2 separate regions of the Mus musculus genome follow, and region 2 is linked to region 1. A link is a contact called in ENCODE Hi-C or POLR2A ChIA-PET data. All regions are on one chromosome and are shown on one strand. Each heading gives the region's core, a stretch centred on a gene start or an enhancer-like site at or near the end of the contact. The rest is flanking DNA. Distances are from core to core; before and after follow the strand shown. Region 1 has its middle 19 kb from the start of Gm28231. Region 2 holds the start of Snhg5 (small nucleolar RNA host gene 5).

What was found. A loop is a pair of places that touch in the nucleus more often than their neighbours do. ChIA-PET counts read pairs that join two places held with the same protein, here RNA polymerase II (POLR2A).
Region 2: POLR2A ChIA-PET joins it to region 1 with 21 read pairs in embryonic stem cell. The contact joins the promoter of Snhg5 here to the enhancer-like site in region 1. A Hi-C loop is called at or near these places in 5 of 37 maps with a recorded cell type or tissue (CH12F3, T-helper 1 cell, heart and 2 more). POLR2A ChIA-PET finds 5 or more read pairs at or near these places in 4 of 5 experiments (Patski and embryonic stem cell).

What each region holds. Positions count from the first base shown.
Region 1 is chr9:88,237,392-88,243,430 of GRCm38, reverse strand. No RefSeq gene overlaps it. Among named protein-coding and RNA genes, the nearest start is that of Gm28231, 19 kb to the left of the region's middle. Within about 2 kb of position 1,715, at least 1 of the 3 ENCODE cell types and tissues checked has a DNase peak (open chromatin) inside an H3K27ac peak, as active enhancers do; it is heart, where a contact is called at or near this core.
Region 2 is chr9:88,520,568-88,526,277 of GRCm38, reverse strand. It overlaps Snhg5 (small nucleolar RNA host gene 5), which reads left to right and starts at 3,381. Exons shown (of 5, transcript NR_040721.1): 1 at 3,381-3,794; 2 at 3,897-3,971; 3 at 4,303-4,360; 4 at 4,562-4,628; 5 at 4,830-5,226. It overlaps LOC115487267 (a small nucleolar RNA gene), which reads left to right and starts at 4,410; the gene lies at 4,410-4,481. It overlaps LOC115487269 (a small nucleolar RNA gene), which reads left to right and starts at 4,678; the gene lies at 4,678-4,749.

The sequences.
Region 1 (6,039 bases), core at 466-2,965:
TACTTTAATGTGGGAAAGGACCTAATGACTAGTTGTAATTCAGGCTTGTCTCCTTTTGTTATGGAAATGTAGCCCTATTGAGGGGATGGTAGTCAATTTTGGTGAGCAAACATTAACAGAAATGTTCTCAATAACCCCAAACTTTAATTTTGGTACAAAAATGCTCATTCCTACAGTTCCTAACAGGTCAATATGCACAGCACTTTGAAAATTATCCATGAATATGTGCTTAAACTAAGTGATAAAGCTTGAGTTACCCCCAACACAGGCTGCTAGCAGAGGCCAAACAAACACTCCATCTCCTTTCAGTCCCCTGCTATAAATGAAGGGCCCTCTCTGGTCTGCTTAGTTTCTGCTTTCAAAGGGTGATTTTGCTGTTCAAAATGCTCTCTAAGCACCGTTCTGAAATACTGTATAGTGCTTGACTTAGAAGAAACTCATGATGTGTCTTACCAAGAAAATGTGTATTCATCCAGCTTCAGGCACGACCTTGATGGCATCGGATGAGCTTGATGTCTATGGATCATTGCTATAGATTAAATAAGGTGTTTCCACACTGCAGCAACCAACACTTCCAACCGGAAGGCTCTGGTTGGCCTGTTAATGGCAGCACCAGGAGCAGAGGCTCCTAGGAACTTACTTTGTGTTCAGAGAGCAATGACTCAGTCTTCGCCAACAGTACTTGAGACACTTTCGAGACTGTGAAAGAATTTACCGTTCTTTGAACATTCCCAGGGCTAGTTTGGGTGTGTGCCCGAGGGTGATCTCTTTGGCACATTTTGCCCAACTCCACTATTCGACAGTCACTTTTCATCTTTGAAGTCACAATTAATCGATTGATTTGCTCCTTAGCTTAGGGTGTGCTTCATCAGTAGCTCATGATGGCACATATTCACATGATTAGTTTCATTTGACAGGCGTAATTCTGAGAGGAAACCAAATCTCAACAGGGCAGGATGTGTTGGTGAGGAAGGGAGTGACAGCCTCTTCCATTCTCCTTTGATGAGCAGGTCTGGTGAGGAAAAGGAGAGGGACAACTAGACAAGGTATTCCTGTCTATTTCCTGTCTTCCTCTTTTTAAAAAAAATTTTTAAAAATTGGATAAAAGTTCATTTTCTTCTGTCACTTTTGGAAATGACTGGTTTTTGTAGCTTAAATGTTTGAGTACAAGTTACATTTTATATATATACATATATATACACACACACACACATATATGTATGTATGTATGTATTTATGTATGAATATATACTATATTCACACACACACATATGAATGAACTGGCAACCATGTGATCAAACTGATAAATAATTTATTAAAAATAATTTTATCAGTTGTAAACTGTTTTTCGCTTGCTTTTCTCAAGCCTTAGTAATATTTTGATCACAACTGAAGTGCCCAAGATGAGGGCTTAAAACTATCCCAAAGATTCATGAATACAGCAGGACTGCTAAGAGACTGCCATAGTCCAGTCCAGAGGGCAGACATTAAGCAGCCTTGAAATCTCCCGCCACAAAATCAGGAAACACGTGTCCAGGCTTGTGTTCTCTGAGTTTTCCTTCTAGCTTAGGAAGGTTACCCCAGTGGTGCCTCAATACGAAGCAGTCGACAGGTAACTCTTACTCTTTTTACTAGACATTATCCCCCTCTGCTGGTTTCTTGGTGTATTTGCACGGTGAGCTGAATTTAGCCCAGGGCAGACCTTCCTCTGTCCGGTGCACGCATTGGCACATGGGAGTGCTACAGCGCATGTGTGGATTTCCGAGGACAACTTTAGGAAGTTGTTTGTCTCCTGTATTGTAGGTCGTCGGGCTTGTTCTCAGGTTGTCAGACTTAGTGGCTATGTCTTTACCTGCTGAGCTATCTTGCTGGCCCTGATATTTTAGAAGATTTTAAATTTAATTTTTTGACGAGTTCATAAATGTATTCAGTATCGTGATCATATCCACCTCAGATCCCTGCCTCCGACTCTCCCTGACCCCCAACACACCCTTTCACCTTCACATCTTCTTCTTTAGAGATATTTATCGCTAGTGTATGTGATGAGAGTGTGGACCCAGACCCACAGTGCCCCCCTCCACCCCCAGCCTTGCCCAGTACCCCTGTCTCCCCTCCTTACAACCCCCCCTCCCGTCCCTCCGGCCCCTGTGGAAAACATAAGACAACTTTATGGAGTTAATTCGCTCCTTCACATTTCAATGGGGCTGGGGATTGCATGCAAATCTCTAGGTTTTTGTGGCAAGTGACATTATCCAGTTCACCAGCTTCTCCTCCTCTTTCTCCTCCTCCTTGTTCTCCTTCTTTCTTCTCTTTCCCCCTTCTCCTTCGACTCAGTGAGTGCTGTTGTACACATGCATGAGTGTGGGGCCATCCACCACAGCCCACACCCTTGAAGAAAAATTTCCCTCTTTACCCAGCAGCCATCAATTTCGAGCAGTACCTTAGCTAAGGTCTATTCTTAGCCGTTCTTAGCTAAGAGCACAGCTCTCCTCTTGTTGGAATGTTGATTGGCTGGAGTAGGTGCTGTGCAAATGACCCTAGCTGCCTCATCTGGGAGAGCGAGACAAAGAAAACCTGGGCTTAGTGTCAGGGACTGTGGGGGTGGAGGAGTGACCCCTTCAGGAGGATATACTGAGAGCTAGCTCTCCTTAGTGGAGGGCAGAGTCTGATACTGGGAGCCCAGAGTGAGACTGGGACAGTCACTGTACTGAGGAGAGGAGCAGAAAGACTCTTCTTTAGCGATTAGCCAACTGCATGGCTTTCTTTTTCTTTCCTTTTCAAAATTTAAATTTATTAATTTGTATATTCATTCACTTTACATCCCAATATCAGCTCCCCCTCCTCCCTCTCATGCAGATCCTCCTCCCGGATTCCACCCTCTTTCTCCTTTGCAAGGTGGAGCCTCCTTCTTGGTGTTAGCTTCCCACGATAGATACACGACCCCCCTTCCCCCACTCCAGCAATCAAGTCCTGTGGGACTAGGGGCATCCTCTCCCACTGAAGCCAGGCAAAGCAGTCCATTTAGGGAAATGGGATCCACAGACAGGCAGGCAACAGACAGCCCTTACTCCAGTTGTTGGGGGACCCACATGAAGACCAAGCTGCTCATCTGCTACATATCTGCAGAGGTCCTCGGTCCAGCCTGTGCCTGCTCATTGGTTGGTGATTCAGACTCTGGAAACTTCCAAGGATACAGGTTAGTGACTGTGTTGGTCTTCCTGTGGGGTTCCTGTCCTCTTCCAGTCTCTTGGTCCTTCTTGAACTCTTCCACAGGACTCCCTGAGCTCCATCTAATGTTTGGGTGTGAGTCTCTGCATTTGTTTCCATTGGCTGCTCTGTGGAGCCTCTCAGAGGTCCGTTATGCTAGGCTCCTGTCTGCAAGCATAACTTGCAGTATCATTAATCGTGTCAGGGATTGGTTCTTGCCCATGGAATGGGTCTCAATTTGGGGCCATCACGTTTTGGGTCAAAGTTTTTGTGGTTAGGTTGCTGTCTTTACACCCCTATTGGTAGTCCTGCCTGGCTAGAGGAAGTGGCCACTTCTGGATCCATATCCTCCACTGCTAGTAGTTTCAGTTAGAGTCACCTCCATATATCCCCTAGGGCCTCCACCCATCTCAGGTCTCTGGCATGTCCTAGAATCCATCTCCCCCAATTTCCCTTCTCTCTTCCCTGATCTCCTTATATCTCTGCCTCTTATCCTGCTCCCCTCTCCATCCCCTTCCCCACCCAGTTCCACCAACCTCTGATACTTAGTTCTTTCCCCTTTTGAGAAAGACTTGGCCATCCTCCTTTGTGCTGTCCTTGTTATTTGGCTTCTTTGGGTCTGTTGATTATAGCATAGTTATCCTGTACTTTATGGCTAATATCCACTTATAAGTGAGTACATACCATGCATGTCCTTTTGGGTCTGGGTTACCTCACTCAGGATGATATTTTCTAGTTCCATCCATTTGCCTGCTAAATTCACGATGTCCTCATTTTTTAATGGCTGAGTAGTATTCAGTTGTGTAAATGAACCACCTTTTCTTTATCTATTCTTTAGTTGAAGGACATCTGGCTTCTTTCCAGTTTCTGGCTATTATGAATAAAGCTGCTATGAACATAGGTGAGCAAGTGTCTTTGTGGAATGATGGAGCATCTTTTGGGTCTATGCCCAGGAGTGGTATAGCTGGGTCATGAGGTAGAACTAGTCCCAATTTTCTAAGAAACTGCCAAATTGATTTCCAGAGTGGTGGTACAAGTTTGTACTCTCATCAGCAATGGACGAATGTTCCTCTTGGTCCACATCTGGGCCAGCATGAGCTGTCCCTTGAGATTTTGATCTTAGCTATTCTGACCAGTGTAAGATGGAATCTCAGAGTTATTTTGATTTGCATTTCCCTGGTGACTAAGGACTTTGAACATTCTTAAAGTGTTTCTTGGCCATTCGAGGTTCTTCTGCTGAGAATTCTCTGTTTAGCACTGTACCCCATTTTAAGTTGAGTTATTTGGTTTGTTGCAGTTTAACTTCTTGAGTTCTTTATATATTTTGGATATTAACCCTCTGTCAGATGTAGGGTTAGTGAAGATCTTTCCCCAATCTGTAGGCTGTCATTTTGTCTTATTAACATTGTTCTTTGACTTAAAGAAGCCTTTCAGTTTCATGAAGTCTCATCTATTAATTGTTGACCTCAGTGCCCGAGCCACTGCTTTTAAAAAAAAAAAAAAAAAGCCTGAACTGTATGTTTAAGTCACAGAATCAAATCAAACAACATAAATCCATTTTAAGGACAGGTGAAAAATATTCTTTTACACTTTGCTCTCTCATTCCCTCTGAGCCAACGAAGTCAACAGTAGCTGTTGTTTATCCTTGGCATGCACAGCTGTGTAGACAGGCAGGGACAGATGGTGTTCCCTTCGTGAAGAAGGGTGACATGTGTGGATGTTTGGAGAGTAACTGCAAACATTGTTCACAGAGGAGCACTCGTTCACATTTGTTGTTTTTACTGTTGATCTCTCTGGGTTTGTTTTTATGAATACTAATTAGACGGTAAACAGTACTTAAGAATTTGTGCTGACTCAGTGCTACTTTGGATGTCGGTCAGGCCAACATGAATTTGGATCACGTTTGTTTGAATTACTACCTAGCAGCCTCTCGAATCTATCTCCCACCCCTGCTATTGAACACTCAGCTTTCATTCCCAGATTTTTAATATTAAAAATCGCTCGTAGAAACATTAGTACTTATCAGTACCTTTCGTCTTTGGGGCACCAGATTCTCCAAGGAGGGAGTGGTTAGCAGAGGAGAATGCGCCTGTTCATAATGCTTCTAGCTACTTTCCAAACACATGGCTGTGCGCCTTGCCAGCTACAAGAGAGAAGGATACTTTCTCTCACTGATTACACTCACTTTGCTCATTTGTAGGCTTTAAGATTTTTCCTAGGCCTTGGAAAATGTCTCCTGGGCTCTAGTTTACAGGCTTTCGTCTTTGGAAATGACTGAACCTGTTTTAAATGGTGTCTCTGCCCATTTCTAGCTTTGTAGTCTTGGGAACACTCATTCCTTTTCTAAGTCTTAGTTTTTACCAGCTGTACAATTATTGAAATTATTAAAAAGAAAATAACTCATGTAAAAATGTATAATGAGGGGCTGAAGAGATGGTTCCGTGGTTAAGGGCACTGGCTGCTCTTCTAGAGGAAATAAGTAAATAACTAAGTAATTCATTAAAAACAAACAAACAAACAAACAAACAAACCAACCAACCCAGAGAGATCAATAGTAAAAACAATAAATGTGAATGTGTGTTCCTATGTGGACAATGTTTGCAAATACGTTCCATGCATAGATATGTGCTTAGCTCACATCCACCTTCCCGAATGTTGTTCTTATCCTGCCTTCCCATCCCTTTCCCATCTCTGAGGAGCCCCTCTACTACTTTACTTCATTCAGGGTTTTTTGTTTGTTTGTTTGTTTTGTTTTTGTTTTTGTTTTTGGACACGGGGTTTTTCCATGGATCCCTGGCTGGCTGGAGCTTGTATGTAGATTAGGCTGGCCTT
Region 2 (5,710 bases), core at 2,132-4,631, 280 kb before region 1:
TACTCCTCCAACTGCTGGCCTGGCTACCTCCCCAGCGCTGTAGCCCAGGTACTCACTGTTTCTCCTGGTCCCGTGCTCATGGTTCCCCTCCCCTCATGAGGCTTTCTCCTCTTTCTCCCTTGTTCTTCCTCTTTATCCCTTGTCTCCCCCCCCCCAATCCAACCAAGTTACTCCAAATTCACCTATCTCTAACCCCTCCAGCTTTCAATCAAGAAACAAAGTTTGCACAACGAAAACTTGTAAACATGAGAAGTCACGCCTAAGCCTAGACCTTCAGATAGAGAATTCGGCATTACAATACATAGCAATGGACTAAACCTCAACAATAGGATGCCTGTGGCCAGCTCACGTTGCCAGGGCCCTGTGACCTGACAAGGTCAATGCAGGATACTGGGCTTTCATGGCCTGAGATGCAGATTACATCCTTGGATACACTTGGGGCCCCTGTCAGAAGTCTAGACCTGGTGGGAAAGAGGCATGACCCAGAGAGGCCTCTTAAGCCAAGATGGCCAGTTGAATAGGAGTCATTTTTGTGTGTAATTTCAATTTTTGAAGCCTCATATATTTGACCCCATAAATGGTTTGTCCTGAGCAACTTCACAGGGCTATGGAGAGGATTAAATAACACCATGCCTGCAAAGCTCTATGCAAGGAAGGAGCTGTGGAGACCAGGCCTGGTAGGCAAAACACACCCGCTGTCACTCACAGACCGGCTGGAAGTGTGAAAACCCCGAGGCTCTGGCATTTGATGGACTATAGAACCTCCATGTTCAGCACCCATGTCCCAGAAGCTGGGGCCAAAGCCAGAGTGTCCTCCTTGGTTGACACTCCATATGACAGTCTTGCAGGTACCTGGCCTACCCACCAGACGTTAACCCACCCTGGGTGAAGCGTGCTAACAGAACTAGAGGAGTCACCAGAACATCAACGCTCTCTCTCACCACCATAGGCTTTAAGGGGCAGCGAGGAACCATTAGGCTACTGAGGAAGAGCCATTTCATCAGCCACACCTGCTCGTACATCGAGGCGTGGCTGTTTGACAGAGGATGGCAAGCAGGGAAGTGTCTTGGGAAGCAAAGAGATGCTGTCAGGCTTCACACACTCTCTTCTGGACACCAGTCAGTGAGCCCCCTAAGGGATGTTTATCCCCCCCCAACCCCAGGGAAACCCCACAGCCAACCTTTCTTCCAGCCAAGCCTTCTAGACAGACCCCGGGGCTTGGCAGGTTTGCAGAAGTTGTCTAACTAACCCTAATTGGGTTTTGTTTATCAGCTTGACACAAGCTAAAGTCATCTGGGAAAAGGGACCTCGGGTGAGAAAATGCTTCCTTCAGATTGGTCTGTAGACAAGTCTGGCTGGCTTTCTTGGTTACCGATTAATGTGGGAGCTCTGTGTTGCCTGTGGTCCTTAGGCAGTATTGACCTGGGTTACACAAACACACACACACAACTAAGCTGCAGCTATTCATCTATGATCTCTGCACGAGTTCCTGTCCTAACTTCCCTTCATGGTGGACTAGAGAAGTTTTAAGTTGAAATAAACCTTTCCCTCCCCAAGTTGATTTTGGTCATTATGTTTATCATAGCAACAGAAAGCAAACTAAGGGGCTGGAGAGATGGCTCAGTGGTTAAGAGTACTGACTGCTTGTGCTGAGTTCAATTCCCAGCAACCACATGGTGGCTCACAACCATCTGGAATGGGATCCGATGCCCCCTTCTGGTGTGTCTGAAGACAGCGACAGTGCATTCATATAGATAAAATAAGGTGAGCCTTTAAAAAAAAAGAATAAAAATACATATTAAAATCATTTTGAAGATAACATTCATCTAAAAACTTTAAAAACCTAATACTGTAGCTGTGGAGATGGTTCTAATAGATAAAGCATTAGATTTGCAGGCCTAGGGACTTATAATTGTTTGAGTCCCAGAACCACATAAAAATGTTAGTTGTGGCCCATGCTTATAATTTCTGAGCTGGAAGGCAGAAACAGAAGGATCTCCTAGACTTGTGCTCAGCCAGTCTAGCCTGATTCCTGAGCTCCAGATCAGTAAGAGGCCCTATCTCAAAAGGGAATAAATGGTGCTTGCGAGGATAACACCTAAGGCTGCCCTTCAGCCTCTGCATGCATGTGTGTACCTGGGCACATAGATTTAAAAAGAACCAAATTAAGACCACAGGCTTGAAATGTAGCCCAGAGGCACAGTCCTTAACCAGATGCTGTGACAAGCTTTTACCATGTGATTCTATTCCCTACCTTCTTTCTATGGCAAACCTTATGTGATGTTCTTACCCAAACGGCTTTTATTCACTTATTACCATTACTATCACATGTGTGCATGATGTGTGTGAGGGCATGCATGCCACAGTCTATAAGTATGGTGATCAGAGGATAACTGTTAATGTAAACTGACAGCAAATGCACACATAATTAGTAAAAAATGCTACAAAATAAAGACCCGAGCTTCCAAGTGCTAAAATATCCAAATGTGTGTATCCATACATTTAAATTACTTTGAATTATATATTTGACCTTTGAAGTCTTAAGTTTTTTTCTGCAGATAATTTAGAAGGGAGAAACTTAAAAAATAGCAAAGGATAGCTATGTGACCTTAGGCCAACTGGCGGCTTTTGACTTGCTTTCTCCTCTGTGAAACGGAATGTTTAACTTCTCAGCATTCTGACAGTATAACTGTCACTAGTGTCTGTTTCCCGGAGTGGGAGACTTGGGGGGGCGGGGGAATCTGGTGTTGGACCTGGTTGAGCGCCCAAGCAGGCGTTGGATAAGCCTGCACTGGACAGCATGGCTGTCTGCAGACCAGCGGCACCCCCAGAATGCAGGAAGGATAAACGGAGAGCTTTTCGGTTTTCACCCGCGTAATTCTGTCCTCCCAGGTCCCTTCGGCTGCCCCGCTGAATACACAAGCGCAGCGCTGGCCACCGTAGCAACCAAGCTTCTCCACCAGCGGCGCTCAAAGCTGCCTGCGCGGCGAAGTCAAGGCCACTCCCTGCCGCCGACCGTCCGTGTCGACTAGGCTCGAAGCAGGCGGTGACCTCGCCTCCAACTGCGGCAGTTCGTTTGAATTCTGGCGCCACTCCCACGCCACGTCGAGCTGAGCCACCCCGCCAGACTCGGAAGAGACCGGTGGCGGCGAGCCAGCGGGAGCGCGCGCAGCAACGGAGATGCACGCGGCGGCGGGCGGGCGGCGCGCACCACGCCCCGGAATGGCCTGTAAAAAAAAAAAGAGGTCCAAGGCGCGCGCTCCCACGCGTTGCTTCATGAAAAGCCACGCCCCCACGTACTCTCGCGTCCAATCAGTGACAGAGGGAGGGGCAGCCTCGATCTCGCACAAAGGAGACTATAAAAGGAGCTGCGGTGAACCGGGCTCGTTCTTTTACGACGGAGCCTAAGATATTCTTTGTCTTGTCGGTGAGTGAGTTACAGTCGGATGACCAAGTGAAATATAGGGGTGCAACGAGGATTTGGAGGCTTCTGAGACTTGAACTTAGGGTACTGGTGTAAACTTCCTCGGAGAAGTGCGCAGCAGCTAATGATATTTCGGGATTGGAGTCTGGGCCCCAGTGAGATTCGTACTAAGCGGCCTGACTGAAGGCCGCATGCGTTCTAGTTCCTGAGTCCCCGCGTGGGTAGGTTTTTACAGCAGGGTTTGCAGCCTTTTGTGCTGTTCCGAAGGTACTAGAGTCACCGAAAGAGACATCCTATTATATGCACGTTCACAAGGACAATGGCGCCATTGTTCTTCGCGTCTTCAAAGCAGCTACAAGAAGAAACCAAGGTAAAGGCGATGCAGCTTCTATATTTTAAGAATATTGTTATAGTGCAATAGGAAGTGATGTGTGATGCTTAAATTTTGTTTTTTGATTTTTCATTATATTAGATGGAGGGGAGCCCAAAGCATCTGAGAGAATTGATAAATGAAAGAAACATGCTTAAAACATGACCGTTTTAAAGGGTGTGTATTGAAGCCTAGATTTTTTCCCTTGTAAGCATGCAAACATACCGTTGTGAAGTAAGAATCCGGGTTCCTGGAAATGTATTGTGAAGTAGTCCTGGCCAAACTACTCTGGCCTTTGCAATTTGGAGTGACTGTTGTGAATGCATGGTGTACAAATTGATTGTACAAACAGTTGTGAGACATACCGGGTCAGAACAGTGATGAAATACATCCCGAAGATGATGACCTGAAGATAAATGCAGCTTCTGAGAGAAGACCATTGTGTTTAAGTGGTAGTCTTGTTAATGCAGTTCTTACTCATAGCATGTCATGGTACCTCTTTCTGTAGTGAATGCTGACCAGTGAGATGCCAGCCTGCGTGTGAAGATCCTACAGCAGAAGTGCATGTGAGTGGTGCTCTGTTTTGTTTTCTGCTGAGCTTACTGTCGTTGGTCTAGTCTATGATGATCCTATCCCGAACCTGAATTCCTGTTGAAAAACCATAATTACGGATCTGGCTTCTGAGATGGACCATTGCAAAGGACTATTGTGTTCTTCTTTAATGTTGGCAATGACGTAATGCCTGTGTTTTTGTTTTTATATTTTAGGGCCAGTGACACAAGAACTTGCGAGAGATGCCAGTCCGCCTGTGAAGATCCTGCAGCAGGAGTGCATGTGAGTGGTGCTCTGTTTTGTTTTCTGCTGAGCTTACTGTCGTTGGTCTAGTCTATGATGATCCTATCCCGAACCTGAATTCCTGTTGAAAAACCATACTTACGGATCTGGCTTCTGAGATGGACCATTGCAAAGGACTATTGTGTTCTTCTTTAATGTTGGCAGTAACATAATGCCTGTGTTCTTATTTTTATATTTTAGAGCCAGTGACACAAGACGTGCGAATGAAAACTAGATGTGACCATCCAGAAAAAGCATAGACAAAAAAATGCAGTCTTAGTACTGGGATGTTTGAGATGGGGTCTATCTACATGTCTCTAGCTGTCCCTATCAGGACAGCATCTGGTGTGGCCTGCAGAGTTGATTCCTGTACTTTTTTTTTTTTGTGGGCTGTATGTAAATGGATTGTTTTGACAATCCATTCGACAGTGTTCTCTTCTGTGAAGGTCATAGGTGAGCTGATTGACAGACACAGCTGTACAGACTGAATGCAATCCTGACTATAAAGCTGCAGTTCATCATTATGAGCTATTTCCTTATTCTGGCAGTGATTGAAATAAAATGGGGAGTATTGAAATAAAAAACATTCAATTGCAAATATTTATTCAATTCTTTTTGTGTCAGAAGATTAACCAGAGTGCCCTGGTACATGGTTCATTCCACTTCTGTGGGAATTGGGTTTGCAAAGTTACTGTGCAAAGCGCACTGTCAGCTCCCAAACTAGCTAGCATGATCATACACATTATCAGGTTTCCCTGAGAACTTGTCAAAAAATTCCCTCCCTACCCATTTCTTAATTGGGGGGGGGGGTTCTAGACAGGGTTTCCTAGCCCTGGCTGTCCTGGAACTCTAGACCATGCTGGCCTTGAACTCAGAAATCCACCTGCCTCCCCAGTGCTGGGACATTTCTTAATTTTGAGACAGTTTCTATGTTCTATGCTTGGTTTGTCTTTATTCCACCTGCCTCTGCTTACCAAGTACTAATACTAAATGGGCTTCTACATTAACTGCTGCACCCTTCCATTCTCCTTTGCTTATGGGCTTCTGTTTTGATACAGTATCTCAAAATTGTCCTAGCACTC